2 separate regions of the Mus musculus genome follow, and region 2 is linked to region 1. The links are chromatin loops, found by intact Hi-C in ENCODE. Cell type or tissue: left cerebral cortex. All regions are shown on one strand. Each heading gives the region's core, and the rest is flanking DNA. Links, peaks and the distances in the headings are about the cores only.

The links. Peaks named below come from ENCODE experiments on the same cell type or tissue, not always from the same donor. Only the 100,000 strongest peaks of a DNase experiment are listed, where the experiment ranks them.
Region 2: it touches region 1 in a loop (19-fold over the local background); 10 of 42 quality-filtered maps call a loop at or near these places.

What each region holds. Positions count from the first base shown.
Region 1 is chr7:17,064,807-17,080,713 of GRCm38, reverse strand. Psg16 (pregnancy specific glycoprotein 16) reads right to left here and starts at 6,674. Exons shown (of 5, transcript NM_007676.4): 1 at 6,414-6,674. It also overlaps the pseudogene LOC115486448. In left cerebral cortex, for the core only: CTCF peaks have their summits at 4,480 (motif pointing left) and 6,728 (motif pointing left); DNase peaks (open chromatin) are centred at 6,261 and 6,681; H3K4me3 peaks cover 411 bases; H3K27ac peaks cover 456 bases.
Region 2 is chr7:18,673,788-18,689,694 of GRCm38, reverse strand. Psg20 (pregnancy-specific glycoprotein 20) reads left to right here and starts at 3,703. Exons shown (of 6, transcript NM_054058.1): 1 at 3,703-3,769; 2 at 4,922-5,278; 3 at 6,930-7,293; 4 at 7,451-7,455; 5 at 8,520-8,870; 6 at 15,046-15,329. The coding sequence starts at 3,703. The coding sequence ends at 15,329. In left cerebral cortex, for the core only: a CTCF peak has its summit at 9,661; a DNase peak (open chromatin) is centred at 9,685.

The sequences.
Region 1 (15,907 bases), core at 3,462-11,461:
CATATAAACAATTCTGCTGTGACTCCTTAAACTTTGACAACCTAAGACATCAACTATTACTTTAAATTTACTACGAATCTAGGGAATGTAAAAGTGCGTAGAAAACCATGTAATCAAGTATCTTGCTATAATGCTTCTACATAACTGTATGAGGAAATTTGTTCCTGAGAAAGTATAAAAACTAAGAACAAAAATAAAGTGGCACATCAAAGTAAATGGAGAGAAGCTGGAAGCAATCCCACTAAAATCAGGGACTAAACAAGGCTGCCCACTTTCTCCCTACCTATTCAATATAGTACTCGAAGTCCTAGCCAGAGCAATTAGACAATAAAAGGAGGTCAAGGGGATACAAATTGGAAAGGAAGAAGTAAAAATATCACTATCTGCAGCTGATATGATAGTATATATAAGTGACCCTAAAAATTCCACCAGAGAACTCCTAAACCTGATAAACAGTTTCAGTGAAGTAGCTGGATATAAAATTAACTCAAACAAGCCTTTCTCTACACAAAAGATAAACAGGCTGAGAAAGAAATTAGGAAAACAACACCCTTCACAATAGCCACAAAATATATATATATATAATACCTTGGTGTAACTCAAACTAAGGAAGTGAAAGATCTGTATGATAAGAACCTCAAGTCTCTGAAAAAAGAAATCAAAGAAGATCTCAGAAGATGGAAAGATCTCCCATGCTCATGGATTGGCAGGGTCAATATAGTAAAAATGGCTATCTTGCTGAAAGCAATCTACAGATTCAGTGCAATCCCCATCAAAATTCCAACTCAATTTTTCAACAAATTAAAAAGGACAATTTGCAAATTCATCTGGAAAAATAAAAAACCTAGGATAGCAAAACTATTCTCAACGACAAAAGAACCTCTGGTGGAATCACCATGCCTGACCTAAAGCTGTACTACAGAGCAATTGTGATAAAAACTGCATGGTACTGGTATATCGACAGACAGAAAGACCAATGGAATAGAATTGAAGACCCAGAAGTGAACCCACACACCTATGGTCACTTGATCTTTGACAAGGGAGCTAAAACCATCCAGTGGAAAAAAGACAGCATTTTCAACAAATCGTGCTGGCACAACTGGTGGTTATCATGTAGAAGAATGCGAATTGATCCATTCCTATCTCCTTGTACTAAGGTCAAGTCTAAGTGGATCAAGGAACGCCACATAAAACAAGAGACACTGAAACGTATAGAGGAGAAAGTAGGGAAAACCCTTGAAGATATGGGCACAGGGGAAAAATTCCTAAACAGAACAGCAATGGCTTGCGCTGTGAGATCAAAAATTGACAAATGGGACCTCATAAAATTGCAAAGCTTCTGTAAGGCAAAAGACACTGTCAATAAGACAAAAAGGCCACCAACAGATTGGGAAAGGATCTTTACCAATCCTAAATCAGATAGGGGACTAATATCCAATATATATAAAGAACTCAAGAAGATGGACTCCAGAAAATCAAATAACCCCATTTAAAAATGGGGCACAGAGCTAAGCAAAGAATTCTCAACTGAGGAATATCGAACGGCTGAGAAGCACCTGAAAAAATGTTCAGCATCCTTAATCATCAGGGAAATGCAAATAAAAACAACCCTGAGATTCTATCCTATCCTTGCTATAGCTGTCTACATACAGAGAGCTAGAGCTAGGAAACTTGGTTCATTTTGAGGGTGGTGACACTAACCAATGACACAGATACTTAGCCTGGCCAGGATAGCCTGGCCTAGCCCAAGCACATACCGCCAGGCCCAGCATTGAACTAGAATGTGTTGGAGGGACTTCTCCCACCTAGAGAAGCTCAGGGTGATGGAGACACAGGGGACATCTCAGACTCAGGCTCAGTGAACACTTGAGTGTCCAGTGGGGCTGTTCTGTGTATTGTGGTGATGATGGATTGGGGCTCATGCACGCTACATGAGTACTCTTCTACTAACCTGCACCCTGGCTCTGGCTGGGACCTGCTTAAGGTTATAGCACAGATACTGTAGCCTTCTATAGACCAGGATTTCCCCTTCCCTCTGCTGACATCACATGTGGCTTTATGCCTCCAACTGGACCACCCCTAGGACCCCAGGACGCTATCCTCCTTCTGGACCATCACACCCTCCCACCTGGTGTTCCTTATCCAGCCCCTGCAATGCCAGATCCTGGCCCCACAGAGCAATATGCTACACCAAATTTGCCTTTGCCAGAGCTGCCTAGGCCATATGGTGCACCCACAGATCCAACTGCAGCTGGTTCTTTAGGTCCACAGAAATTCATCTCTTCTGGACCTTGGGCACCAGGAATTGAGAGGCAGCATCCTAATGTGCCAGGGCCATATCCCACTGTTCCTCCTCCAGTGTCAGGAGCACGGTGTGATCCGTGGGGCACTGTGCCACCGGGAGCCTGGAGACCACCAGCATCATAGCCTGGCTCTGCAAGATTATACCCCATGCCAGGACCCCATCCTGCTCTGAACAATCCTTACCCAGTACCTTCAGGACCTGCTGGTGCTCCACCAATGCCTGACAGTGGATGAAGAGATGGCGCATTGCTTTTTGAAGTACATGTGTATGCACGTGAAAGCATATATAATGGCTGTTTTCACTGTTGGTTGAGGGTGTTAGTGAAAGAACGTCTGCACCACAGTTCCTGCTTCATGTGTTTGGATTTGTAGAACATCACGTGGGTACAATCAGATAAAATGTAGAAGGGAATCATTCAAGTGTGGTTAATGTGATTATGTGTATTGAATAACATTTGAGAATATTTGCTTAAAGCATAGCTATGCCCTCAAAATCTAAAATAACATGGATTATAGTTGTTAGAATCTACAACTTAGTTGACAAATGTCTACTACTTTTTATAATCACCCCACCACCACCACAGCCCATATAACCAAGAACAATTACTTAATTGAAACATAACTCCTCAACATTTTGAGTTCCTTCTACCTAAACAAACCTGGTCCTCTTACTATATTTATCTACATTACTGCATTTGTGTGTGTGTGTGTGTGTGTGTGTGTGTGTGTGTGTGTGTTTACTAAGTTTAATTTAACCATTATATCCCAGATAGCACAAAATTCCTACCAAGATTGCATTGTGATCTAAGGACAGATTATGCTCTGACGGAGCTCTAGAAGAATGTTGGCAATAAATGCACATAAGAATTTTAAGGCTTACTGCGGTATTCAGACTGCCCATGCTGAATCCAGCCTCAGGAAGAAATAATGAAAATGGGCGAGATGAGTAAGGCAGCCACTGCTGAACTGTCACTGCCTCGGGTTCTCCACCCGGCCAGCCATCTGAGTAGCAGGGCCAGTACGCTGATGTCACGTGCCTTCTTAACAACCTAATTTGGAATTCAGAAATCATGATTTCCTTAAGGAAGCAATTACAAAAGGTGGTTCATTTCTATCATTGCATTATTTCTTTGTAAGTTAAACAAGTTACACAGGCAGGTTGTATTCTGAGCCTCGGTCCACATGTTACCATTACCAAGTCTTCACCTCCATGGGGTTAGGTCGATTGTGATTTGGGCTTGGGTAGCAGTTCTGTGCACACAACAGAGACAAGATGGCCCTCATGGGACCTCTGATCCTTGCAAAAGCCTCTTTCAACCATTGTGGTCACTCTAACCTCCTCCCCCAACCTTAGAGAATCAGGCAAGAACAATCAGGCAGATGCAGGAGGCTCTGAGTGTTCAGAGATGCTGGGCCCTGTGCTGCAAGGGAGAAAAGGTCTTTGTCACAGGTGAGCAAAGCTGCAGAGTTGATGGTACAGACCTAGGACCCAGTGTCCCTAGAGTCCCAGTGTCACCACCTACAGAGCAACATGAAGTCCTGTGCCCGTCCAGCTGCACTGACCTCCACAGCTCAGTCTGGGCCAGTATCCTCCAAAGCTGCTGCTCAAGGCTGTCTTAGAGATGAGTCATGGTGGCATTTCCCATTGTACTTCCACAGAGAGCCTCACAACATGTCCTCAAGACTTGATGTTCAAACAGAAATCCCACCCAGGAGACCAGGAGCAGCAGGTCTGCCATTCAGGTTAGTGTCCAAGCTAGGCCATCTGCTCATGTGTTTGATGATGATTTGCTGGAAGTCAGACAAACCCAAGGACTGCTCAGAGGCTCTGATCAAAAGATAACAGGAATTACAGGCCTCTGTCCTAGGTTTCAGTTCCTGGGAGCCCAGCTGTCTTAGGGTTTCCATTGCTGTGAAGAGGCGCCATAGCCAAAACAACTCTTAATTTAATCAGGGCTGACTTACAGGTTCCGAGGTTCAGTCCACAGGAGAAACAAAGTGCTGAGATCAGGATGTAAAATGAATAAATAAAAAGAGGGACTTAGAGAAATGGCTCAGGGGTTAAGAGCACTGACTGCTCCTCCAGAGGTCCTGAGGTCAATTCCCAGCAACCACGTGGTGGCTCACACCCATCTGTAATGAAATCTGGTGCCCTCTTCTGGCATGCAGGCAGGCATGCAGGCAGAACACTATACATAATTAATTAATTTTTTTAAGAAAAGAAAAATAAGATGCTTTTAATAAATAAAGTGTTAAAGTTTCCTTTTTGGACTGGCAGTTGGTGGTTGCTGAGGGTAGCTTATTCATGAGTAGTCAGTTGAGTTATGTTAGGTGATTAATAAACACCTCTCCTGAATGCCAAAGGGCTGAGAGGCACCTGAAAAGATGATAATCATCAGGGAAATGCAAATCAAAACAACCCTGAGATTCCATCTCACACCAGTCAGAATGGCTAAAATCAAAAATTCAGGTGACATCAGATGCTGGCAAGGATGTGGTAAAAGAAGAACACTCCTCCATTGTTGGCAAGCTTGTACAACCACTCTGGAAATCAGTCTGGCGGCTCCTCAGAAAATTGGACATAGTACTACTTGAGGATCCTGCAATACCTCTCCTGGGCATATACCCAGAAGATGTCCCAACTGGTAAGAAGTACACATGCTCCACTATGTTCATAGCAGCCTCATTTATAATAGCTGGAAGCTGGAAAGAACCCAGATGTCCCTCAACAGAGGAATGGATACAGAAAATGTGGTACATTTACATAATGGAGTACTACTCAGCTATTAAAAACAATGAATTTATAAAATTCTTGGGCAAATGGATGTATCTGGAGGGTATCATCCTGAGTGAGGTAACCCAATCACAAAAGAAGTCACTTGATATGCACTCACTGATAAGTAGATACTAGCCCTAAAACTTAGAATACCCAAGATACAATTTGCAAAACACAAGAAAATCAAGAAGAAGGAAGACCAAAGTGGGGATACCTCGCTCCTCCCTAGAATAGGGAACAAAATACCCATGGAAGGAGTTACAGAGACAAAGTTTGGAGCTGAGACAAAAGGATGGACCATCCAGAGACTGCCCCACCTGGGGGTTCATCCCATAATCAGCCACCAAACCCAGGCACTATTGCATATGCCAGCAAGATTTTGCTGAAAGGACCCTGATATAGCTGTCTCTTGTGAGACTATGCCGGGGCCTAGCATCCATAAGTGGATGCTCACAGTCAGCTATTGGATGGATCACAGGGCCCCCAATGGAGGAGCTAGAGAAAATACCCAAGGAGCTAAAGGGGTCTGCAACCCTATAGGTGGAACAACAATATGAACTAACCAGTACCCCCAGAGCTCGTGTCTCTAGCTGCATATGTATCAGAAGATGGCCTAGCCGGCCATCATTGGGAAGAGAGGCCTCTTGGTATTGCAAACTTTTTATGCCCCAGTACAGGGGAACTCCAGGGCCAAGAAGTGGGAGTGGGTGAGTAGCGGAGCAGGGTAGGGGGGAGGATATAGGGGACTTTTGGGATAGCATTTGAAATGTAAATGAAGAAAATATCTAGTAAAAAGTTTTTTAAAAATAAAATAAAATAAACACCTCTCCTGGTAGGCCTTTACAGAGAGCGATGGCACAGAGAAGTCAAGACTAGGGAGGAAATCAAGTTATTCACACGCCTCAATCAAAATGGAGGAATTGTATGAATCGATTAGGCCTTTGCTGATCTCTTTCGCAAAGTCATCTTGGTTTTAACTGTTAGAGGATGGGAATGAAAACAGACTAACTTGAGTCAGGTGTGCGAGGCGACAGATGGCCACAGTACTCGCCTGAGAGGAGACTACCACATCCCAGACGGGATTCAAAAGTGCTAAGCGATTTGGGCTTTATTATCTAGACAGCAGTAGCAGCTGCCTGAGGCCACACGCTGAAACGCACATGCACACGCGCACGCACATGCGCACGCACGCACGCACACACACAGAAAAAAAAGCTGTGGTTTACAGATAAGCCAAATAAACAGCCACTACAGCAAAGCCCACATGCTATCTTACTTACATTTCTCCCACCCAGAGCCGCCCTTGCCCAGCGTCTCCATGCTGTATACATACCCACCAGCTGGTCACTTGCTGGTATCTAGGTCATCAGATGATTGAAGCCAGGGAGTCAACGAGCTCTTGCCCTGCTTTTTCCTGGTTTCTCTGTGTTTAAAACGGTGAAGTCGGGTGGAGCCAATAAACACTTCATAATTCCTGGACATTGACCAGAGACCACGTAGATGAGGCTGGCTTCCCACTGGTCACCCTGTCCACCCACTCTCATAATGATACTGCAAGTATCAAGACTCCCAAAATGTCCTCATTTGTAAGCGCCACCACCTATTGTACAAAAGAGCTCAGGTGCTGGAATGAGCTCGCCACCTAGTGGACACTCTGGGCTATGGCTGACACAATGCAAATAGGAGATTGGGGCATTGGTCGGCCCTGGACTGTGGAATGACTTATGACAGCAAAAACAAGAGCACCTTAAAAGCAGCCCAGTTTTCTTGTGTCTTTTATTGTGAGGAAAGGACAGTCAATGGCAAAAACAGTCCGCAGCGTTATAAAATGGTGCATCAGACAGAACCTGGAACAAGATGGAATGGGGAGGGGATGTGAGGGGGACCTTGTTAGTAATAAACAATGTCTTCAGTAGTTACTTATGTGAAGTAGAATTAGGAGTTGGCAAGATGGCCCAACAGTAAAGAATACATGTTACTCTTACAGAAAACCCTGCTTCAGTTGCCAGCATCTCCGGGGAAGCTCACAACCATCCAGAGCTCCAAGACCTCCTCCGACACTCTCTTCTGGCTTCTTCTGGGGCAGGGCACGTATGTGGTTCTTGGACACACATGCAGGAAAAACACTCATACACATAAAACAAAAATAAAAAATCTTTGAAAAATAAAAGAGTGGAATTAAAATCCCATTGTCACTTAGGCTAGGCACCAGCTTCAAGGATGAACAAAAATCAGAGCTGGGGATGTGGTTCAGTTGATGGAGCACTTAGAATAAATAGACTATTTTAAGTTAAGATCTAGTCAGAGAAGAGCCTAGCTATATGGCCAAGGTGTTGGTAAATATATTTTGAGTCTGAGTCTTATTTTAGGGAACATGGGACTGGGAGGAAGAACCATCAAACTTCTACAGGGCATAGTGGTACATGCCTGTAATCTCAGCACTTGGGAGGTGGAGGCTGGAGGATAGGGGCTTCAACATCATTCTCATCTATACAGTGAGTTGGAGGCCAGCCAGGGCTACCTTAGAGAGACCTTGTTTCAGAAATAATAATGATTCTGAGTGAAGTAACCCAGACCCAGAAAGACAAATGGCATGTGTTCTCTCACATTTGTGGGTGCTAGCTTTGAATCTTTACATATGTGTGTTTAAATTGGGGTACCCATAGGGTCAGGAAAATAGTAAGTAATAGTCTATTTATTCTAATCTACATTACCTGTGCTCAGGTCTTGTCACATCTTCTTAGGCAAGTCTCCCGTACCTGTTACTATCCCAGATCCTTTCTGCCTCCAAGATGTCGCACCTCCTATTTCCTGCCTAAGCCAGAAGCCACCAGATTTTTATTGATAAGTGCCACATCTATACAGACACAAGATATTCTCTCTACAGTGCCGTTTTCATTCCTTGATGATGCTATCTAGGGCCTCTTCCATGCTGGGAAAGTGCTCCATCAACTGAGCCACATCCCCAGGACCCAATGAGAAGACCAATCCTAAGGATAATAGGTAAAGGGCCAGCAAATATCTTCACAAAATTATACAAGGAAACTTCCCTAACCTAAAGAAAGAGGTATCCATGAAGATAAAAGAAGACTACAGAGCTCCAAATTCCTCCCGTCACATAATAATCAAAACAGCAAATGCACAAAACAAAGAAAGAATATTAAAAGCAGTAAGAGAAAAAAAGTCAAGTAACAAATAAAGGCAGGCCTATCAAAATTACACTAGATTTTTTTACCAGAGACAATGAAAGCCAGAAGATCCTGGTCAGACATCATACAGACACTAAGAGAACACAAATGTCAGCCCAGGCTACTATACCCAGCAAAACTCTCAATTACTATAGATGGAAAAACCAAGATATTCCATGACAAAGACAAATTTTCACAATATCTTTCCACAAATCCAGCCCCACAAAGGAAGATAAAAGGGAAACTCCAACACAAGGAGGTAAACTACACCCTAGAAAAAGCAATAAAATGATCTTCTTTTTAACAAACCAAAAAGAAGATGGCCACATAAACATAATTCCACCTCCTACAACAACAAAAAAAAAAAAAAAAAAAAAAAAAAACAGGAAGAAGCCATCACTTTTCCTTAATATCTCTTAATATCAAAAGACTCAATTCCCCCAATAAAAAGACATAGACTAAAAGACTGGGTGCATAAATAGGACCCAACATTTTGCTGCATACAGGAAGCCCACCTCAGTGACAAAGACAGACACTACCTCAGAGTAAAAGGCTGGGAAACAATTCTCCAAGCAAATGATCCAAAGAAGCAAGCTGTAGTAGTCACTCTAATATGGAATAAAATTGACTTTCAACCAAAAGTTATCAAAAAAGATAAGGAGGGACACTTCATACTCATCAAAGGAAAAATCTACCAAGATGAACTCTCAATTCAGAACATCTATGCTCCAAATGCAAGGGCAGCCACATTCATTAAAGACACTTTAATGAAGCTCAAAGCACACATTGCACGGCACACAATAATAATAGGAGACTTCAACACCCCGCTCTCATCCATGGACAGATCATGGAAACACAAAATAAGCAGACTCACAGTGAAACTAACAGAGTTATGAACCAAATGGATTTAGCAGATATTTATAAAACATTTAATCCGAAACAAAAGAATATACCTTCTTCTCAGCACCTCACAGTAATTTCTCCAAAATTGACCGTATAATTGGTCACAAAACAGGCCTAAACAGATACAAGAAGATTGAAATAATCCCATACATCCTGTCAGATCACCACGAACAAAGGCTGGTGTTCAATAACAAGAAAAACAACAGAAAGCCCACATACACGTGGAAGCTGAACAACACTCTACTCAATGATAACTTGGTCAAGGAAGAAATAAAGAAGTGAAAGACTTTCTAGAGTTTAATAAAAATGAAGCCACAATATACCCAAACTTATGAGACACAATGAAAGGAGTCCTAAGAGGAAAACGCATAGCTCTGAGTGCCTCCAAAAAAGAAACTGGAAAGTGCACACACTACCAGCTTGACAGCACACCTGAAAGCTATAGAACAAAAAGAGGTGAATACACCCAAGAGAAGTAGACAGCAGGAAATAATCAAACTCAGGGCTGAAGCCAACCAAAGAAAAACAAAAAGAACTATACAAAGAAGCAACAAAACCAGGAGCTGGTTTTTTGAGAAAATCAAAAGATATAAAAACCCTTAGTCAGACTAAACAGAGGGCACAGAGACAGTACCCAAATTAACAAATTCAGAAGTGAAAAGGGAGACATAACAACAGAACCTGAGGAAATCCAAAATATCAACAGATACTACTACAAAAGGCTATACTCAACAAAACTGGAAAACCTGGATGAAATGGACAATTTTCTAGACAGATACCAGGTACCAAAGTTAAATCAGGATCAGATAAACCATCTAAACAGTTCCATATCCCCTAAAGAAATAGAAGCAGTCATTAATAATCTAACCAAAAAAAGCCCAGGATGGGTTTAGTGCAGAGTTCTATCAGACTTTCAAAGAAGACCTAATTCCAATACTCCTCAAACTATTCCACAAAATAGAAACAGAAGGTACTCTACCCAATTGGTTCTATGAAGCCACAATCACTCTGATACCTAAACCACACAAAGACCCAACAAGGAAAGAGAACTTCAGACCAATTTCCGTTATGAATATCGATGCAAAAAATACTCAATAAAACTCTTGCAAACTGAATCCAAGAACACATCAAAATGATCATCCATCATGATCAAGTAGGCTTCATACCAAGAATGCAGGGATGGTTCAGTATACATAAATACACCAATGTAACCCACTACATAAACAAACTGGGAAAAAAACACATGATCATTTTATTAGATGCTGAAAAAGCATTTGACGAAATCCAGCACCCCTTCATGATAACAGTTTTGGAAAGATCAGGAATTCAAGGCCCATACCTAAACACAGTAAAAGCAATCTACAGGAAACCAATAGCCAACATCAAACTAAATGGAGAGAAACTTGAAGCAATCCCACTAAAATCAGGGACTAGCCAAGGCTGCCCAATTTCTCCCTACCTATTAAATATAGTACTCAAAGTCCTAGCCAGAGCAATTAGAGAACAAAAGGAGATCAAGGGGATACAAATTGGAAAGGAAGAAGTCAAAATATCACTATTTGCAGATGATATGACAGTATATATAAGTGACCCTAAAAATTCCACCAGAGAACTCCTACAGGTGATAAACAACTTCAGTAAAGTGGCTGGATATAAAATTAACTCAAACAAATCAGTGACCTTCCTCTACTCATAGGATAAACAGGCTGAGAAAGAAATTAAGAAAACAACTCCCTTCACAATAGTCACAAATAATATAAAATACCTTAGTGTGACTCTAACTAAGCTAGTGAAAGTTCTGTATGACAAGAATTGCAAGTCCCTGAAGAAAGAAATTGAAGAAGATCTCAGAAGATAGAAAGATTGTCCATGCTCATGGATTGGCAGGATTAATATAGTAAAAATGGCCATCTTGGTGAAAGCAATCTACAGATTCAATGCAATTCCCATCAATATTCCAACTCAATTCTTCATAGAATTAGAAAGAGCAATTTGCAAATTCATCTGGAATAACAAAAGACCCAGGATAGCAAAAACTATTCTCAACAATAAAAGAAGTTCTGGGGAAATCACGATCCCTGACTTCAAGCTGTATTACAGAGCAATAGTGATAAAAACTGTATGATATTGGTACTAAGACAGGCAGGTAGATCAATGGAATAGAACTGAAGACCCAGAAATGAACCCACACACCTATGGTCACTTGATCTTTGACAAAGAAGCTAAAAACCATCCAGTGGAAAAAAGACAGCATTTTCAACAAATGATGCTGGCTCTACTGGTGGTTATCATGTAGAAGAATTCGAATCGATCCATTCCTATCTCCTTGTACAAAGCTCAAGTCCAAGTGGATCAAGGACCTCCACATAAAACCAGAGACACTGAAACTAATAGAAGAGAAAGGAGCCTCGAGCACATGGGCACAAGGGAAATTCCCTAACAGTCTATGCTCTAAGATCAAGAACCAACAAAGGGGACCTCATAAAATTCCAAAGCTTCTGTAAGGGAAAGGAACTGTCAATAGGACAGAAATAGCAACCAACAGCTTAGGAAAAGGTTTCTACCAACCCTACATATGATCGATATATACAAAGAACTCAAGAAGTTAGATTCCAGAGAAGCAAATAACCCTATTATAAATGGGGTACAAAGCTAAACCAAGAATTTTCAAATAAGGACTACTGAATGGCTGAGAAGCACCTAAAGAAATGTTCAACATCCTTAGTTATCAGGGAAATGCAAATCAAAACAACCCTGAGATCCCACCTCACACCAGTCAGAATGGTTAACATCAAAAACTCAGGTGACAGCAGATGCTGGCAAGGATGTGGAGAAAGAAGAACACTCCTCCATTGCTGGTGAGATTGCAAGCTTTTACAACCACTCCGGAAATCAGTTTGGCTGTTCCTCAGAAAATTGGACATAGTACTACCTGAGGACCCAGCAATACCACTCCTGGGCAAATACCCAGATGCTCCAACATAAAATAAGGACACATGTTTCACTATGCTCACAGCAGCTTTATTTATAACCAGAAGCTGGAAAGAACCCAGATGCCCCTCAACAGAGGAATGGATAGAGAAAATGTGGCACATTTACACAATGGAGTACTACTCAGCTATTAAAAACGATGAATCTGCCAGGTGTGGTGGCACACATCTTTAATCCCAGCACTTGGGAGGCAGAGGCAGGCGAATTTCTGAGTTTAAGGCCAGTCTGGTCTACAGAGTGAGTTTCAGGACAGCCAGGGCTACACAGAGAAACCCTGTCTCAAAAAAAAAAAAAAAAAAAAAAACGATGAATTCATGAAATTCTTAGACAAATGGATGGAACTAGAAAATATCATCCTGAGAGGTAACCCAGTCACAAAAGAACACACATGGTATGCACTCACTGATAAGTGGATATTAGCCCAGAAGCTCAGAATACCCAAGATACAATTCACAGACCACATGAAGCTCAAGAAGAAGGCAGACCAAAGTGTGGATTCTTCAGTCCTTCTTAGAAGGGGGAACAAATTACCCATGAGAGGAGTTACAGAGACAAAGTGTGGAGCAGAGACTGAAGAAAAGGCCATCTAGAGACTGCCCGACCTCGGGATCCATCCCATATACAGTCACCAAACCCAGACACTATTGTGGATGCCAACAAGTGCTTGCTGACAGGAGCCTGATATAGCTGTCTGAGAGGCTCTGCTAGAGCCTGACAAATACAGAAGTGCATGCTCACAGCCAACGTTGGACTGAGCACGGGGTTCCCAATGGAGGAGCTAGAGAAAGGACCGAAGGAGCTGAAGGGGTTTGCAGCCCCATTGGAGGAACAACAATGTGAACCAACCAGTACCCCCAGAGCTCCCAGGCACTAAACCACCAATCAAAGAAAACATATGGAGGGCCCCATTGCTCCAGCCTCATATGTAGCAGTGGATGGCCTAGTTAGTCATCAATGGGAGGAGAGGCCATTGGTCCTGTGACGGTTCAATGCCCCAGTGTAGGGGAATGCCAAGGCCAGGAACCGGGAGTGGGTGGGTTGGTGAGCAGAGAGAGTGGGGAGAGGATAGGGGATTTTCAGAGGGGAAACCAGAAAAAGGGATAACATTTGAAATGTAAATAAAGAAAATATCTAATAAAAAAAAAGAAATAGAGCAAAAAAAATAAAAGAAAACTGGAAACTTTTTAAATTCATCTACCTTTATTTTATATGCATTGGTGCATTGCCTGCATGTTTGTCTATGTGAGGGTGTCAGAATTTGGAATTATGGACAGTTGTGAGTTGCCATGTGGGTGCAGGGATTTGAACCTGGGTCCTCTGGAAGAGCAGTCAGTGCCCTGAATCACTGAGTCAAACTGAAAGTTTTAAATTACATTTATTTGCATATGTGTGTGAGACAGACAGGCAGGCAGGCAGACAGACAGATGAAAGAGAGAGAGATCATATATAAAAGTCAGAAAACAAATTGCAGAAGTCTGTTCACTCTTTCAACCTTAATTGAAGTGCTTGGTGTCAAACACTTTTGACAGCTAGGATATCTCTACAGAGCACCCTCCAAAGATCTTAAAATATAAAATCAATCCATTAAAAATATGTTACTGGGGGCTGGAGAGATGGCTCAGCCGTTAAGAGCACTCACTGACTGCTCTTTCAGAGGTCCTGAGTTCAAATCCCAGCAACCACATTGTGGCTCACAACCATCTATAATGAAATCCGATGCCCTCTTCTGGTGTGTCAGAAGACAGCTACAGTGTACTCACATAAATTAATATATATATACATGCATACATATATGCATATGTGTGTATATATATATATATATATATATATATATGTTGTATATATATGTTACCGATGTGAAGTATGCAATTATTCACAGCCAACTAGACAGGCACAGGCATCAGCAGAGTCATACCAACTCTGACCACCAGAGGGCACGCCAGGTTTAGTTAAAGCTCCATTGCTTGTGGGTTTGGCTTCCCAAACTCCTTTACATCCTTTTAAAGTATGGAGGACTCCTAAAGTAGGCCATATGAAATGGAGAAGTTGGGCATGGTAACCCACTCCCAGCACTTGAGGGTCAAAGGCAGGAGGATCAAGAGTTCAAGGTCAGCCTCTACAAGAGTGGTTCTCAACTTCTGAGTCACAGGAGGGGCAGGGACATCAAATGATCCTTCCATAAAGGTGGCATGTCAGATATCCTGAATATCAGATATTTATGTTACAATTCCCAACAGTATCAGAATTACAGTTATGAAGTAGCAGTGAAGATAATTTTATGATTGGGGGTCAGCATGATTGAGGGACTGAATTAAAGGGTCACTGCATTAGAAAGGGTGAGAGCCACTGATCTAGGATTTAGTGAGTTCAAGGCCAGCCTGGGCCAAAGTGATCACACACACACACACACACACACACACACACACACAAAGGAGCTTAAACAGAGATGCCCTGCATGGTGGATCCATGAAAATCCCATGCCAGGTGCAGGATACCTCCCTAGGGTCTGTTGGCTACAGGGTCCTTAAAAGCCCCAAAAGTGGTAGAGGCTTGTCATTAGCCACCCATGAGAACTAGACAATAAGGCCCTGCTGCAGAAGACACAGAGAAATCAAGCTGGAAGTGATATGGAAGCGTCCTTCCTGCTGGCTAGAGTTCACAGTGCTACTGGAAGGTGGTGTGCAGATCGCTGGGGGGGGGGGGGGGGGGAGTTATCAGTGATCTCACTCAGCGGTGGCCCTGCTTGCTGCGATACTGGCCCACAAGGCAAAGCGTGTGCAGCACTGCGGTAGCGCCATGAGTGGTCCAGGTGTAACCAACCACTTTCTCCTTGGATCTGAGACCCAATCCGTACCGTGGGATTCACAGCTGGTACTATAAGCCTAGCCAAAAATTTATGGCTAAGGGGTCATGGGCCCTATGGGAGAATTCACTACTGATGTTTTCTTAAACAAACATGTAGTCAAACTGCCTTCTTAACATTTCTGTTTATACTCACAGACTAATGCAGCTTTGGCAGAATAAGTCTCTTCTGGAAGCAGGCAACAGTTAAAGCAGAAATTGATAAATGCCCAAATAGCTGCAAATAAGGGAATGTTTAGTACTCAGACCTAAACAAGACATCTCTATCACCAAAGAAAAGGAGGTGATGGAAAGGTTGTAAGAACCAGAAGATAGGGAAGAAACCCCCAAAATGTTGGTTTCTGGAGCATTTTACGAGGTCATTGCAATCACGGACACTCAGCAACCATGGCTACCTGCACAAGACTTTCCCCCAAACAACCCCCAAAAGACATGAAAGCAGGAAGGGGACTCATTGGGAAAGGGATAGGAGTCAGCAAGAGCAAGAAGGGAATAAGAGAACTTAAAGGGGAGCTGAGTGGTGGTGGCGCACGCCTTCAATCCCAGCACTCGGGAGGCAGAGGCAGGTGGATCTCTGAGTTCAAGGCCAGCCTGGTCTACAGAGTGAGTTCCAGGACAGCCAGGGCTACACAGAGAAATCCTATCTCAAAAATCAAAAAAAGAAAAGAAACAAAGAAATCAAAAGAAAAGAAAAACTGAAAAGGAATCAGTTTGACACCAATCCATTGTGTGGAATTCTTTTAAAATTACATTTATAATAATAAAATATAACATCAGAGCAAGTTTCCTATCACATATCCGTGACCATGGAAACTGTCAGTGTACAGGGGGAGAAGAGTGAGGCAAGAGCATCTTACTAGTGTTATAAAAACAGCTTTGGAGA
Region 2 (15,907 bases), core at 4,987-12,986, 1.6 Mb before region 1:
AGGACCATAGGGACAGAAATGTACAAGTCTTGTTAAATGCGTTATTGAAATGTCAGCATTGAGCTTTGGGATGAAGCCTTGGATTTATGAATAGATACAGACATTACTTTCCAGGGCAAGCCGATGGGCACAAACAATTCCCAATTCTCTCATGAGGTCTAGCTCTGTTTCTTCCATTTCTTCCTGCATATTTGATTTCTCTTGGATGACCCCAATTGGTGTTGGAGAGAGAGATGAAGAGAGAAAGAGGGAGAGAGAGAGGGGGAAGGAGGGAGAGAGGGAGAGGGAAAAAAGGGAGAGAGGGAGAGACGGAGGGGGAGGGAGAGAGGGAGAGACGGAGGGGGAGGGGGAGAGGGAGAGGGAGATTCTCTCAGGTAAGAGGATATTTCCAGGGGGAATGGTGAATTTAAGATCATGTGGATTTTCTTTGTGTTACCTGCTCATGCCTTCCTGTGACATCCATTTTCTTTCATGATCCTCATGACCCTGAAGATTCACTCAGAACTTGGAACCATGCTCATGATTTTTACTCCAAATTCTCCCAGTTCCTTTTTTTTTTTTTTTTTTTTTTTTTTTTTTTTTTAAGCTGGTAATTGGCTTCTGCTCTGAGTCCAGTCGAGCCAGAAGAGGGAGGTGGGGATCATTGTGCCTGGGAGGACTGTCCCGAGTCAGGATAATATTGATGCTTTTAAGCCACCCTTTTACTTACTATTCAGAGTGTCAGTGGTGTTCTCCAGAGCATCCCTGAGCTCAGAGTATGTGAACTTAGAGGAGTGAATCCAACCAAATGTAGATTCACTTGAGCAGTCCTGGCTCTGAGTGTCTGGCTGTGGACTCCAGCACATGTGATGTCTGCAGAGAGAGAGAAGGACACTCACTTGGAAGTGGGGAACTTCCTGTGGTATCTCCCTTTGGAGAAGGAGGACTTGACAGTTTACTGTGTCCTTGTTAGTTTTAACTGTCACCTTGACAGAGCCAGAAGTCACCCCAGGGAAAAGTCTACACTGAATAATTTCCTTATCAGCTCTGGCTATGGACATATCTGAGAGCAATTGTCTAAAGTGATGCAGGAATCCCAGGGCACTGTGGGCAGCACCATCCCTAGGCAGATGGTCTTTGTATAAGAGAGGTAGCTAAGCATGAATCAGAGAATGAGCCAGCAAATGAGCCAGCAAGCAGCATGTTTTCTGCCTTGACTTCCTGCAGGGCTACACTATGACCCAGACCTGGACAGGAAATGCATGCTCTGCTCTCCTGAACTGCTTCTGTTGACAGTGTTTTTATCACAGTGAGAGAAAGAGACCTAGAGTAGTGTACAGGGAAGAGCAGTTGGCACTTCCATTTGAGTCACTGTTTTGTTCCCTGTGCTCAGTAGGGGTCCCTCAGTATCCAGTGGGCCAGGAGAAGGAGGAATTGAGACACCAGACATTGGCCAGTGAGTACAGGTGCATCCCCTTTCCATTACTGACCTCTTGCTTGAGTCTGAAGAGAAATGAACCATGACATCTTTCCACTGTCATTTTGTGAGCACAGGACTCCTCCCAAGGGGCCTCATCCTCTGGATGCACACTTCATCCAACTTTAGTCCATGACTTGCCAGGGAGAATCTGGAAGCCTTCCTAGACCCACCCTACACTAGATGGAAAAAAGGAGTTCTGCAGAGCCCAGTGAGCAGAATGATGGTCCCTGAGTCCCACCTGTGCAGAAGGGATCAGGGCAGGTCATATTTGTGGTGTTAAACCCCCGTGCTGTAGCCCCAGGCATGAGACTGGCAGTTCTCGCAGAGAACTACAGGGGGCAATATCATGTTGCACACTCAACATTAGGACCATTGTTTCCTTGAGCCAGGAGACCTTGCCTAGGAGTCTGCTTTCCATTCCTGTCCCCACTAAACTTGATCTCCCTCCCTAGACCCAGCTGTGATTCTTTTGTCTGAGAAGACCCCTCTCTCTAGGGAACCTGAAAGTCTCCTCCCTCCTGTCATCTCCCATAGTATAAGACAGGATTGCTGGTGGGGAATCACCCAGACAAAGACAGAGCTGACCCAGGAAGACCAGCGAGAACTGTGCTCAGCCAACACACAGCACAGCCAATCCATAATGCTGCAGGGTCACTGGTCATCTTCTTCTTTGACTCAGAATTGAGCACACAGCTGCACAGGTGCCCAAGCCATCAGGTAACTGTTCTGATGGCTCATGAGATTTCACAGGATGGTCACGGTTTCCAGGAGAGGGACAGAGTACATAGGTTCCCTTGATGATTCAAGTCCTCAGGGAGTAACTCTAAAGAATCCTCTCCTTGGAGCAAATGGTAGCCGACCCTGCTGATCTGGACAGCCATCCTGCCCCAGTGTTCATAATTAAGGCTATTTGTTGAGATTGTAACATTTTTCCCTTTATTGTGCTGTTGCTGGGAAACTGAGACACAGGGAACACAGTGGCCACATGAGCTTCACACAGTCCACAGGTGACAGATGTGAAACACAAGTTCTCTGTCTCTAGCTACATATGCAGTGTTCCCACCATAGAACATTCTCAGGTGTCTGTGAATCAGGGAGAAGCTGATGTTAATCTTGGTCATTAGCTGCTCAAGGGGACATCATGTCCAAGAATTGAAAACAAGTGGACAATGAGATCTGACTCCAGAACTTTGCTGTGATTCTCTCAAGAATTTCTGAAGAATTTCACTACTCCAGGGCCCACTTACGAGACAGGAAGTTGTGTCTTTTTGTATGGGGCTTTCACTGAACACTCAGATAATTGTTTCCCTGAGCTAAGACCTTGCCTAGGAGACTGCTTTCCATTCCTGTCCCTACTAACTTGGATCTCCCTCCTTAGACCCTGCTCTGCTTCTTGTGTCTATGGACACCCCTCTCTCTGGGGATCCTGAGATTTCCCTTTCTCCTGGTAGGACTTATGCTGCAGGATCACCCAGACAAAGGGCATATGTGACCCAGGAGGACCACAGAGCAGTTGGGCTCAACCAACACACAGCCCTGACCAACCCATAATGCTGGAAGTTATCTGGTAACAGTCTATACGAGAGGAGCCCACAGTCCTTTACAAGACACACAGGTCACCTCTTCCTTTATACCAAGAACATGAAACTCCTCACACAGCTGCTACCTGGCATCTGTCTTGGGTAAGGAACTTGGCTGGTGACATTAGTGACAGAGGGTTTATCTTCATTCCCAGTCATCACACAACTGGTCCCTTCCAAATGTCACAGACATGCATGTCACCTTCCTGATGGAAAATCCCCCTTCCCAGAGCACTGAAGGAAGACCCAGGGCAGACTTGGTTCTGATCCGGGTCTGTGTGTCTCAGGGACACATTGGAAAGACAGAGGCTCCTTCTTTGATGCTGACAGACCCATATCGAGGAGTCAGCAGGTGTCAGCCCTTGGATGAGTCATTGTTCTCTGAGGATATGTCCATGTTTGTCAGCCTTGTTGTTCAAGGTCTTGTTGGAGAAGAAACATAAAGAGAGAAAATGTGAGAAAGATGAGGTGCAGTACTGAGAGTGGAAGTGACTGAGCAGTGCCCTGGACACAGACCCCACCACCCACAGCTCATAGGATTCTGGGAAGTGCTCCTGCCTGAGAGAACACTCAGCTCAGAAGGAGGAAGGACAGCAGAGGCCAGGTGCCTTGCAGGAGCTGAAGGTCTTCTCCTAGAGAAAGGCCAGTACAGTGAGAAGGGATATGGAGGTGTCCTCTGAGCTTCTTCTCAGCAATGGGTGTACCTCCAGGCAGAGGGTTCTGCTCACAGGTAAGTGTTCCAGCTATCTGATTGTGTGTGGGAAGGGAAACTCAGAAGCCAAAAATATTCTGTAGTGGAGGTGCCTAGAGAAGACTTGGGTGTCTGTAGTTGCAGTCAGGAAGATGCAGTGAGGAACAGAGGCTCAGCAGCAGGAAGGTCTGAGCAGACAGGAGCTAATGAGGGGAGAGAAAATCCTCAGATGCCCCTGTCCAAAATCAGTCACATTGGCTAGCATTGGAATTCCAATGGTCTCCATCTTGACAGGGTGAATCTCCAAAGAGGAGTCAAACCTGGGGGGGGGGCAGCAAGTTGGCTCAGTGTGTGGAGATATGCCAGGCTAAATTCATTCACCAGCTATAACAGGGTAGATGGAGATACAGGCTTCTGCAGGCTCTGCTCTGCCTTCCACACAGGTGTGTGTCATGCACCATCAATGAGAACACTAAGACAAAAGTCTTCGGAAACCCACACATACAGTACATAGTTATTAAATCACACTTGAACGTAATGATTGTCATTTGCTCCAAACCTAGGAACTGCAGAGATGAATCCATGTAGATATCCTTCCTTCCTCCTTTACTTCTTTCCTTTTTCCTTTCCTTCCTTCCTTCTTTCTTTCTTTCCTTCTTTCCTTCCTTCCTTCCTTCCTTCCTTCCTTATTTCGTTCCTTCCTTCCCTTCTCCCTTCCTTCTTTCCTTAATATTTCCTTTGTTTTTCCCTTCCTCTTCACCCTCATTATTTTCTGAGTTCTTTTCAGGAACTGAGCATTCCAAAAAGATAATTTTAATGGCTGTCTTCACAAAGCCTTTTCTAGTGAACCAGAAATCAGTGTATTCAGAGGAGAGTCAATGGTTGAATAGAGCTGCAAATAGAATAGAAAACAATTCAGAAAGTGAGGATTGTGTGCAGGAGTGGAGGAGAAGGAGTAGGAGGAAGAGGAGGAGGATGTTATAGAGTTCGTTCTCTTCACAACAGACACTCTTTATATGAAGAGTGATATGGGGACACCTGAGTAGAGGATTCCACAGAGCAGAAACGACACCCTCTGGCATGGAGATCATGTTACTCATGTCCATTATGGACACACACCTACCCATAGGCATAATGTGAAGGATGCTCACACCTGCTCATGATTGTTGGCTTATTTCTCTTCCCTTCTAGCCTCCCTCTTTACCTGCTGGCTTCTGTCCACCACTGCCAAGGTCACTATCCATTCACCGCTCCAAGTGGTTGAAGGACAAAACGTTTTTCTACGAGTTGACAATCTGCCAGAGGATCTTCTAGCTTTTGCCTGGTACAGAGGACTGAGAAATTGGAGGGTCGCAATTGCACTGCATTTAGTGGAGTATAATGCAAGTATGACAGGGCCTGAGCACAGTGATAGAGAGATATTGCACAGCAACGGGTCCCTGTGGATCCAAAATGTCACCCAGGAGGACACAGGATATTATACTCTTCAAACCATAAGTAAACATGGAAAACTGGTATCAAATACATCCACATTTCTTCAGGTGTACTGTAAGTAATTCTTTGTGAACTCTGGATGCTGGGTTGGGTCCCTCCACTAGGCACATAGAAGTGTCAGGCCTGGCCTGTGTCTCCTTTGCCTCTGCATTGTGTCTCCATGTTGGGGCTTGAGCAATTAGTGCAGGACACACATGGTGGAGAACAATGTCAGGTGTGCATAATCCCTCATTTGATTTCACCTTGGAAAAACCTGGATGCAGGGTGGGCAAGTCAGCCAAGGACATCAGCCTCTGTCTAGACTCTTGGGGTCCTTCATAGGAAACCACCCTTGAGAAAGTCCTTGAGGGAAGAAAGAAGGGCCAGTGGAAGCCATGGGCATCTTACAGAGCTGAGTACCAGAAACCCCTGACTCCACACCTCTGTTCCAGCCTCACCTCCTGTGGGCCCTGAGGAGCTTTGTGCTCGGGTGGGATCTTGACTTTCCATCTTCAGAGAAAAGGTGTTTGTTGTAGTCAATGTCTTTCTCCATGTGGAACCAAACTGTGTACTGCCATGAGAGCCAGGATTAGCCTGTGTCTCTTAGTCACCCTAGTGACCCAGAGGGAGACCACAGCAGGGCAGATTCCCAGGCCATTAACCCATTGTCCCGATGGGCTTATGATGAGCCTTCTAGGAAAGTCAGTTTCCCATCAGCAAGGGAGAAAGGACACAGATCCTACTGACAAGTTCTTTTCTTTTGAGGCCAGCACATTCTCTCCTATAAGGAAATAGAACAGGTGTCACTGATGTGGACAGTTCCCCAGACATGCGCTGCAGTCCCCACAGTGAAGAGCAGGCATAGCCTGGGGACACTCAGGGAACACTCAGAAACCTATATTTCTGAATGAGGACCTCACCTTGTATCCTGGCTTTTTTCTCTCCCTGTAGACCAGGAGGTCATTGACAGCCTCCTCAGACCTCTTAGCTGCTTCCTGTATCTGCCACCCTGTCAGGGGATCATGTTCACATTTCAGACATGCATTTTCCCTGTGGATGAAAGGGTGTCCCATGGGAATTACCTAGACAGAGGTTCAAGGCCTCCCAGTAAGGACTGGGAGCACAGGGAGCACTTGAGACACAGCTCAGCAGGCAGAAGGAAGTGTGAGCACCATCTTGAAACCCTGCATGGGATGATGGAGTCCAGCGCAGTCCTTATGGGACCCAGGTCACCTCCTCCCACACACTCAGGCCGTGGGCTCCTGACACATCTGCTCCTGGGCCTTTCTTCTCCCTCAGAATCCGGACTGTTGACTGCAGTGGAATGGATCTCTCTCCTTCCCCACTCACCATGCAGTTGGCCCTTTGGATCTCTCACACACATTTATCACCTTCCTCCTGAGAAAATCCCATCATTTCAGAACACTGAGAACACAGTGCAGACTGGGTGCCCAGCTGGGTTTGTGTCACAAAGGGATTGCAGAGGCTCGCTCTTCGTTGTTGACTGACCCACGATAAGAACACAGCACAAGTCCTCGCCTGTTTGAGCTTCTGTTGTCTCAGGGAACATAGATGCTCAGAAGGTTGTCAGTCACTGTGTACTCTGGAGGTCTGAAAGAATAGAGGGTAGATGGGTATTCCTGAGAATTTAGAGGGCATAGAATACAGAGCTACCCACATTCAAATAGAAAATTCCTAATATCGATGGATCTTTCTTCCCTTCTAGCCGCTCTTTTCACCTGTGGGCGTCCTACCTCCCCTGCCAAGCTCACTATTGAATCAGTGCCGCCCAGAGTTGCTGAAGGGGGAAGCGTTCTTCTCCTTGTCCACAATCTTCCAGAGTATTCTCAATTATTTTCCTGGTACAAAGGCTTGACTTTGTTTAATGAGGTTGAGATTGCTGAATACAAAATAGCCAAGAATTTAAGCGATCCAGGCCCTGCCCACAGCGGTAGAGAGATAGTGTTCAGCAATGGATCCCTGCTGCTCCAGAATGTCACCTGGAAAGACACTGGATTCTACACCCTACAAACTGTGAATGGATTTCGGGAAATGGAATTAGCACACATTTACCTTCGGGTGGACAGTAAGTGATTCTCTGTGATCCTTCAGTGCTGGGTGGGGCTTCTACCAAGAGCACTGTAACTGCTAGCATGGACTACCTCATGTCTGCATTTTTATCCCTATATTGGGGTTTGACCACTCTGTGCAGGACACACATGTAGGAGAGAAATGCCCATGCCTCAGACTCTGTCTTCTGACTCCCCCTTGTATCTCAGAGGACCTATGATGCCAGACTCCCCTGTCTGTTGAGGCTCTTGCAATGCACGTGAGGAAACCATGGAGTCCACACAGAGTGGTGATCACCGGGAAGGTCTGGCCTTGGTTGTCTGTCCCAGGCTTGACTTAAAATGTCCTGGGTTCCAATTTATTAGGACTTGACACTTCTGCTTTGAGCAGACAATGAGCAATGATTTTTGGCTGTCTATATCAATCCAGTGTATTTATCATCACTAAGCAGTAGAGTTTCATAAAAAAAAAAAACACAACAACCCCAAACAAAAAAAGCAACAGAAGAAATCAAAGTATCCCAGCATAGTTTTAGACAGAATGGAAGGGTGCTGCTTCCTGCCTGTCTCTTCACACCTTGCTCATCCTTATCTTATAGCAAATGGGATTATGAGTCCAGGGATGTAAATGCTCTCAGTGGACTGTTTCCTCCCACATCAATTACCAACCAGTTAAAAGATGTGCTATAGACCTGCCCAGTGGCCATTCTGGTATTTGTATTTTCAGTTGAGGCTCCCTGCTTCAAATGACTCTGGCTTGTGTCAAGTTGACATAAAGCCTGGCAGCATAATCCAGGGCCTGCTGAGAAGAGCAGCCTGCTCCAAGCCCTCACCCAGCCCTAGTCCTGGGGTCAGCAGGAAGAGCAGGAAGAACATGTAGAAAGTGAGGTCAGAAGCTGAGTGCAGGTACAAAGGAAATGGGAAAAGTCAGGAAGTGAATATGCAGGGTGTGCAGAGACCAAGGTCAGAGGGAGGCACCATCTCAAAGCCCAGTGTGCATGAGTGTGTGCAGTGTCTGACGCAGGGCAGTGAGGGGCAGCCATGGAGACACCAAGGAGAGAGCTCCATGCAGAGGAAATGACAGATTCTGTGGCACTGAGGGCTGTTGCTGACTTCCACCAGGTGGGATATACACACCCATGCCTGTACGTCCATGCTCAGTGAAGAATCCATCTTGTCAGGATGCAGGTCGATGTCTTTTCACCAGGCACAATGATCTATGTGATGACTTCTCCTTTCCTTTCCAGCCCCGTGCTGTGACCCTCCTGACTCTGCCCGACTCAGGATTGATCCAGTGACATGTCATGCTGCTGAAGGGGGAAGTGTTCTTCTCCAGGTCCATAATCTGCCAGAAGATGTGCAAACCTTTTCCTGGTACAAAGGTGTGGATAGCACTCCATACTTTAGAATTGTAGAATACAGCAAAGCGATGAAGTCCATTTTCAGTGGCTACGCACACAGCAGAAGAGAGACAGGGTACACTAATGGATCCCTGCTGCTCCAGGATGTGACTGAGAAAGACACTGGCTTCTACACACTATTAACAATAGACAGCCATGTGAAAGTTGAAACAGTGCATGCACAAGTCAACGTCCACAGTAAGTGACTCTATGGCTTCCCACTTCTGGGTGTGGCTTACTTTACTTCATACATTCACACTGAGGACTGGGCTGTTCCTGCTCTCTCCACCACTGCATTGTGTCTTCACAATGGCATTTGGACACTTAGTGCAGGGCACACATGGGGTGGTCCAACAGCATTAGATAAGAACCTCTCACCTGTCTTTTCATGCAGAGTTACCCATCCTGTGCTGGGTAAACTCAGCCCAAGAATGTCAGACTCAGCCTTGACCCTTGGGCCTCTTATTATGCCCATATCCCTGATATAGACTCCATGTGTGTCAGATAAGCCCTAGGTGAGGAAGCCATGAGTCCCCACACAGAGCACCAGGAAACCCTGGCTACAAATCTCTGTGATGGTTAGTCTCCAGGTGTCACTGGGAAATGTTTTTGTCATTGGTTGGCTTTGGATTCCTGCTACAGCTGACATCGTACAAGGCTGTCATTGCATATGTCACTATCCATTGCACTGTCATTAGAGCCACAGTTATGATATTTATCCTGGACATCATCATCAGAGACTCACCCAGGAATGCATAGCTGGACATGACAATCTAGTTTCGCAGGGCATTACTAGCTGTTTGGATGGCATTATGAGACTACAAAGGAAGGTCAGGATCTTCAAGGTGATGGACAAAGGACTCAGGTCCTTTAGGGAAGTGTTTGTCCTCTGATGCCCACCTCCTGTAATTCTTGCCTGCAGGCAAAAAGTTTCAGATTTGCTAACTGGAGAGCACCCAGAATGAGGTGCAATTCTGTTCCTGCACACTAGATGGTGCAGTAACTCAGCCTAAGACCTCAGAGTTGGCCCAGTCTCCTGAGGCTCTTGCCATGCTCAGAATGGCAGAAAACTCAGAAAAGCAATTTTAGGAACCATGCACTTAGGGTGTAGCCTGGCTCCATCCCTGACCCTATAGACTTCGAGTTCTTTTGTGCAGTCTTTCAGACCTACTACGCACATTACTCTGTCAGAGAATCCCAGCTATTCCTGGGAAATCCCATTGTGAATCACCTAGACAGAGGACAGCTGCCTCAAAGGAAGGACATGAGCAGACCCTAGGTGATGCTCAGGTAGCACAGGATGCTGAGAGTCCCTCTGAAACTCTCCTTAGGTTTATGGGGCCACTGTCCTCTCTCTAGGGTCTAGGTGACCTCCTCCTTCACAGCCAAAGGAAAGTCCCCACACAATTGCTCCTGGGTCTCATGACAATGCACCCTGACTGATGATTCCAGTGAGCATGGGTCTGTCCCTTTCCTAGACATCAGTCAGCAGGTCCCTTCCTAGTCCTTACAGGCATTTGTGTCAACTTCCTGCAGGGAGCACATTACAAGGCATTGAGGACAAAGGGCAGCTTAGGATCCTGTGCTGTAAAGGACACATTGTGAGAACACAGCAAGGGCAGTCCTGTGGTGAGCTGTTGCTGCCCCAGGGTGCAGAGATGATTATCAGCCTTGTGTTTGACCCCATTTCTGACAGCCCACAGCAAAACCCTGGGAAGGTCCTGCCTGGGCAGAGGCTGAGCTCAGAGGGAGGAAGACTGCAGAGCTCATGGGCAGTGCTGGAGCAAATGCTGTTCTCTACAGAGGGAGGGCAGTGCAGCTGCTGCAATCACGTTGGCCCACTGTGTACTTCTCTGCAATGCCGTGGTATTGTCTTCCGCTCACTGGTGAGGAGGGCAGTGCCTCACTGTGTGGGAGGAGGGGAGCTCAGAGACTTGCTGGAATCTCCTAAGGCAGAAGGATGAGAAAGGATCACTCAAGTTGACCTCTGACCTCCATCTAGGTGCTATGATCTGTCTGTAAGCTTACACTTATGATGCTGTCCACCTGCACCTGCACACACACTGCATACACATCCACATGGTAATGTGTGCTGGAGGTTTAACCAGTGTCAGTAGGTCCAAATATGAGAATTTCATTAGCACCTGGACATGCAAGATCTTTGGACATCTGTCTATCTACCCACAGGCATTTGAGGCTGTGTAGGTAGTGGACTTTCTTGAAATATTAAATTAGATTTTTTTCTAACAAGGCCCTAGGTGTAATGGGCTGGAAGACAGATCAGGAAGGCAATCTCAAAGTGAAGTCAGGTGCTGACTGGACCAGAATGGAGGTTGGGAGGTAAAAATAAAAACCCTGGGGTCTCTAGAAGAAGAAGTGAGAGATCTCTTGCCTGCAACCCACACTTTTTGAGGGAGAGCAACCTTGTGAGGACAGTGAGGGTGGAGACACATGAGGATAGAGTTCCCCACAGAGGAAGCAACATACAGTTAGGCCCACAAAGGGGATGGAGGGCTGTTGCGCGCACTCAACAGGCCAGGAAGAACGACGCTGCTACAGGATCCTTCTGCACACATTTATTCAGTCCTGTTTCTTCTTTCTCCATATATCTCCCTTGTTTATATCTCCCTTGTTTATATCTCCCCTGTTTATATCTCCCTTGTTTATATATCTCCCCTGTTTTTATATCTTCCCCTGTTTTTATATCTCCCTTGTTTTTATATCTCCCTTGTTTTTATATCTCCCCCGAACCCTGGGCCTCTCACTCTTTTATACTCTCAGTTCCCATCCACGCACAGCAGGTCACGCCACCTCACCAGGCACGCAGCTTCAGCTAATCAGGGCAGCAGGGGCAAATCTCCACCAAATTGGATTCACCTGTATCCTGGTACACCTGCGCAGCACTCAAGATGTTTGTGTCTTATATGAGGAAGTCAGGTGCAAGTCATATGACTTAGCTGCAGTCCCTGGCGCCTTTGGGACTGCCGCCACACTCGCTCCCCACAATTCCCCCTTTTTTCTTTTTTGGCAGAGAGAATGTCTGTAGATAGCCCCCCGCAGCCATGCCCCTTACCCGTCCTTGGGTGACAAACAGCATTGGTTTGATCCCTGTCTTAGGTTGGTGACATGCCCAGGGAGTCTTATCACTGACTACCTCTCAATCATGCCAAGCCACTCCTGGGGAGATTGTGTTTTGCTTGTGGCAGGTGCATCAAAAGGCCAGGATGTTACTTAACCTATGGCCAGATCTTAATTGCTGCAAGCAAGCCTCATGGGTGAAGGTAGAGGTCTGATCCCCAGTGTGCAAGCATAGGGGCCCTACACAAAACCATCCCTTAGGCTCATCACCCAGAGAGGTCTTGGCCAGCTCCCGTGTCGTTTTTCCTGAGGGAAGGGAACTAGGACACTGAACCTTCATGCAATCAGACATGCCTTCCACAGGATGCCAACAGCAGCTATCCTCTGTGCAGTGCTTAGCCTCGCACCCCACGGCATAACGCAGCATAATTTCTTTTAGAGCGGCAAACCGAATCTGAGGAGATTGTCCTGCCTCCACTGCAGCAAAAGCCTACGCTACCATGGCGAAAGTGCGGGCCGCACACTCTGCACCTAACACATGTGCCAAACACAAAACACACACACACTATAACAAGCATACATCCCAGGGCTCTCATCCCCACTCATCTTCCCTGAAGCAAGGGATAGATAGCCAGAGGGGATATCTCTTTAAGGGGAATTCAGGGATCAAAAAGGCATGGAAAAATTTGAACGTCATGTCGAGCTGGTATCGGCTTCTGGAACACCGAAAGGATCTCCCATCTCGGCTCCATCCTTTGTGCTTGTGGGATCATCCACCACATCCACAGGGGCAACTGGATCAGGAGCCTCATTCTTGCAGCGTCTCACCAATCTCTCCGGCACCCAAAGAGGTTCCATCTGGTCCTGTGGAAACACACAAACAGACCCTCTCGCCCACGTCAACACCTGATCCTGTCGATCCCCAGGGGGATGGACACAATACCTCGTGGTGATGAGACCATAACCTCAATCACCTTGTGTCCATCTGGGGAGTCAATACGCCAAATCTCTGGACAGAAGGTCCACCTATAGGTGGCTGCTGAGGAGGCATAGGGAGGAGGCACAGAAGCTAATTCGCCTTCCTCCTCCACCTCGGCTCTTTTATTTTGTCCTTTCTGTCCACCTGATAACACTGTGTCTCCTTTCTTTTTCCTTTTTCTTTTTAAGCCCTTCTCCTTTTCCGACATACTTTCTTGTTGCTCTGTAAGGATTTTCTGACCTGTCTTGACTGCCTCTACACACAGTTTCAAACAGTAACAGAGTCCATATATCAGAACAAACAAGACCAAAACTATCAGACCTACCCACAAAGGGTCAATGGGAGAAAAAAGCATAACTACACAGCGAGGATCTATTGATCACTACACTGAGCTTATCATAGTTCCTTAACTTGTCCCAAAGCCGGGAACCTTTCGTTACCTTGTGCCTGCTTCCTGGCAACTTTATGCTCGCCTCTATTTTATCCGAGGTCCTTCCCAAACTCCTGGGTTACTTTGTGCCTACTTCCTGGCAACTTTATGCTCACCTCTATTTTATCCGAGGTGCTTCCCAAACTCCTGGGGTCGCAAGTTTCACTCACCGTGAACTTACCCTGCCGGCAACCACTGACTGCTGAAAGTTCTGAACTCGGTGGGGGAGTCGGTTCCCCGTACAGGCCACCAATTGTCGCGCCCGCTCTCGACCAGCAAGAACGACACAACCACCAGTCCTTCTAACAGCAGTTTATTCAGTCTTCATCTCTCTTCTTTCTCTTCATCAGTACCTTTCCCCAGCTGAAGAGTTCTGAATCCATGCCGAATCCTTCTCAACAGTCTGTTTTATGGGAACCTTTATTAACCCCTTCTTCCCTGTGATGCAGTTCTGAATCCTCCCTGTAGCAGTGGGTCTTCGCTTGTGCCTGAAGATGTTTCTTGTCCCGGGTTTCGGCACCACTTGTTGCGCGCACTCAACAGGCCAGGAAGAACGACGCTGCTACAGGATCCTTCTGCACACATTTATTCAGTCCTGTTTCTTCTTTCTCCATATATCTCCCTTGTTTATATCTCCCTTGTTTATATCTCCCCTGTTTATATCTCCCTTGTTTATATATCTCCCCTGTTTTTATATCTTCCCCTGTTTTTATATCTCCCTTGTTTTTATATCTCCCTTGTTTTTATATCTCCCCCGAACCCTGGGCCTCTCACTCTTTTATACTCTCAGTTCCCATCCACGCACAGCAGGTCACGCCACCTCACCAGGCACGCAGCTTCAGCTAATCAGGGCAGCAGGGGCAAATCTCCACCAAATTGGATTCACCTGTATCCTGGTACACCTGCGCAGCACTCAAGATGTTTGTGTCTTATATGAGGAAGTCAGGTGCAAGTCATATGACTTAGCTGCAGTCCCTGGCGCCTTTGGGACTGCCGCCACACTCGCTCCCCACAGAGGGCATTTGCTCAATCCCTCTGACTTGTGCAGACAATCCCACCATCCTCCACTAAGTGATTGATCTAAGCTTCTCTGATCACATGACCCTGTCTTTTCCCCCCAAACAAGGCCTCAATATTGATGGATTTGTCTCTTTCCCTTCTATCTTTCCTTTAAGTCTGTGTTCCCCCTCCCTCCATGATCCAGCTCACTACTGAATCCGTAAGAGGAGCATCAGGAAGGCAAGGATCCAGACTCAACTCTAGTTGTCCTCAGAGACCTTCTCCTCAGGGCTAGCATTGGACTTCCTGTCAGAGCTGACAGGAAACAAGGCTTGGTTGAGTTTCCTAGTCCCACAGGGTGCAGGATTAGCTATTTACCTCCATTAATGCTGCAGTCATGTGGGTCACCTGTGTACCTCCTTCTCCTGACTCTCAATGGTTTGGTGCTAGGACAGAAGGCAACTGTTCTGATGGACTTAGGAGACTCAGATTAAAGCAATGTCCCCAAGGGTTGGGATAGAGATGACAGTTCTCCAGCCACCTCCTTATCCTCAGGAATCCAGCCTAGGGTAAGTGAAACAGATACTGCTGATGTGATGTGACCTCATCCCCAGGCCAGAACATTGCTCACACCTAATGTTAACTCATAGTCAGTGCAATGATCATGTACAGAGTGTCCTACTTCAGGTAAACTGAGGCACATCAACCTCAGTGGCTGAATCAGGATCATACAGTTTGTAGGTTGCAGATGCAAAACACAAGATATATCTATAGTCACAGCTCCAATTTCTCCTTCCTAAATGCTTTATTCAGTGTGAGCTATAGAGGGGCTGTTTGAGTTGTCTGAAAGATGAATATCATTTGGTCCCCCCTCTGTTTCTTTGCAGAGCTTGTGACACAGCCTGTTGTGAGAGTCACGGACAGCACAGTTAGAGTACAGAGCTCAGTGGTCTTCACTTGCTTCTCAGACAACACTGGGGTCTCCATCCGTTGGCTCTTCAACAATCAGAGTCTTCAGCTCACAGAGAGGATGACCCTGTCCCCGTCAAAGTGCCAACTCAGGATACATACTGTGAGGAAGGAGGATGCTGGAGAGTACCAATGTGAGGCCTTCAACCCAGTCAGCTCAAAGACCAGTCTCCCAGTCAGCCTGGCCGTGATGAATGAGTGACCCCTCCTCTCATGCTATATCAGGGTGGGGACATTTCTGTATTGAGATGTCCACACCTACCCACCCCTGCCAGTTACAGATTTCAATTCATTTGAATGGCCAGTTGGCCATCTCTCCCATCCCTCCCCACACCTGATCCTGAATCCCTCCATTTTCTCCCATATGCCCTCTCCTACCCAGTTCCCTCCCTCCATATGCCTCCTCCTACTATTTTCTCCCCTTCTATGTGAGATTCAAGCATCCCTCTTTGGGCTTCCAACTTTTTAGTTTCTTTGGGTCAGTGTAAAGTAGTGTGTGTATCTTGTATTTTATGACTAATATCCACTTATACGTGAGTACATATCATGCATGCCATTTTGAGACTGGGTTACCTTACTCAGGATGATATTCTCAAGTTCCATCCATGTGCTTTCAAATTAATGATGTCTTTGTTTTTAATAGTTGCATAAAATTCCATGGAGTATATGATACCACATTGTCTGTGTCTGTTCTTTCAAGCTGCTGGCAACTTCGATGCACTGCACTGCTCACTATAGATGCACAATGCAGCACGATGGGAAAATGCTCCATTTTTTTTC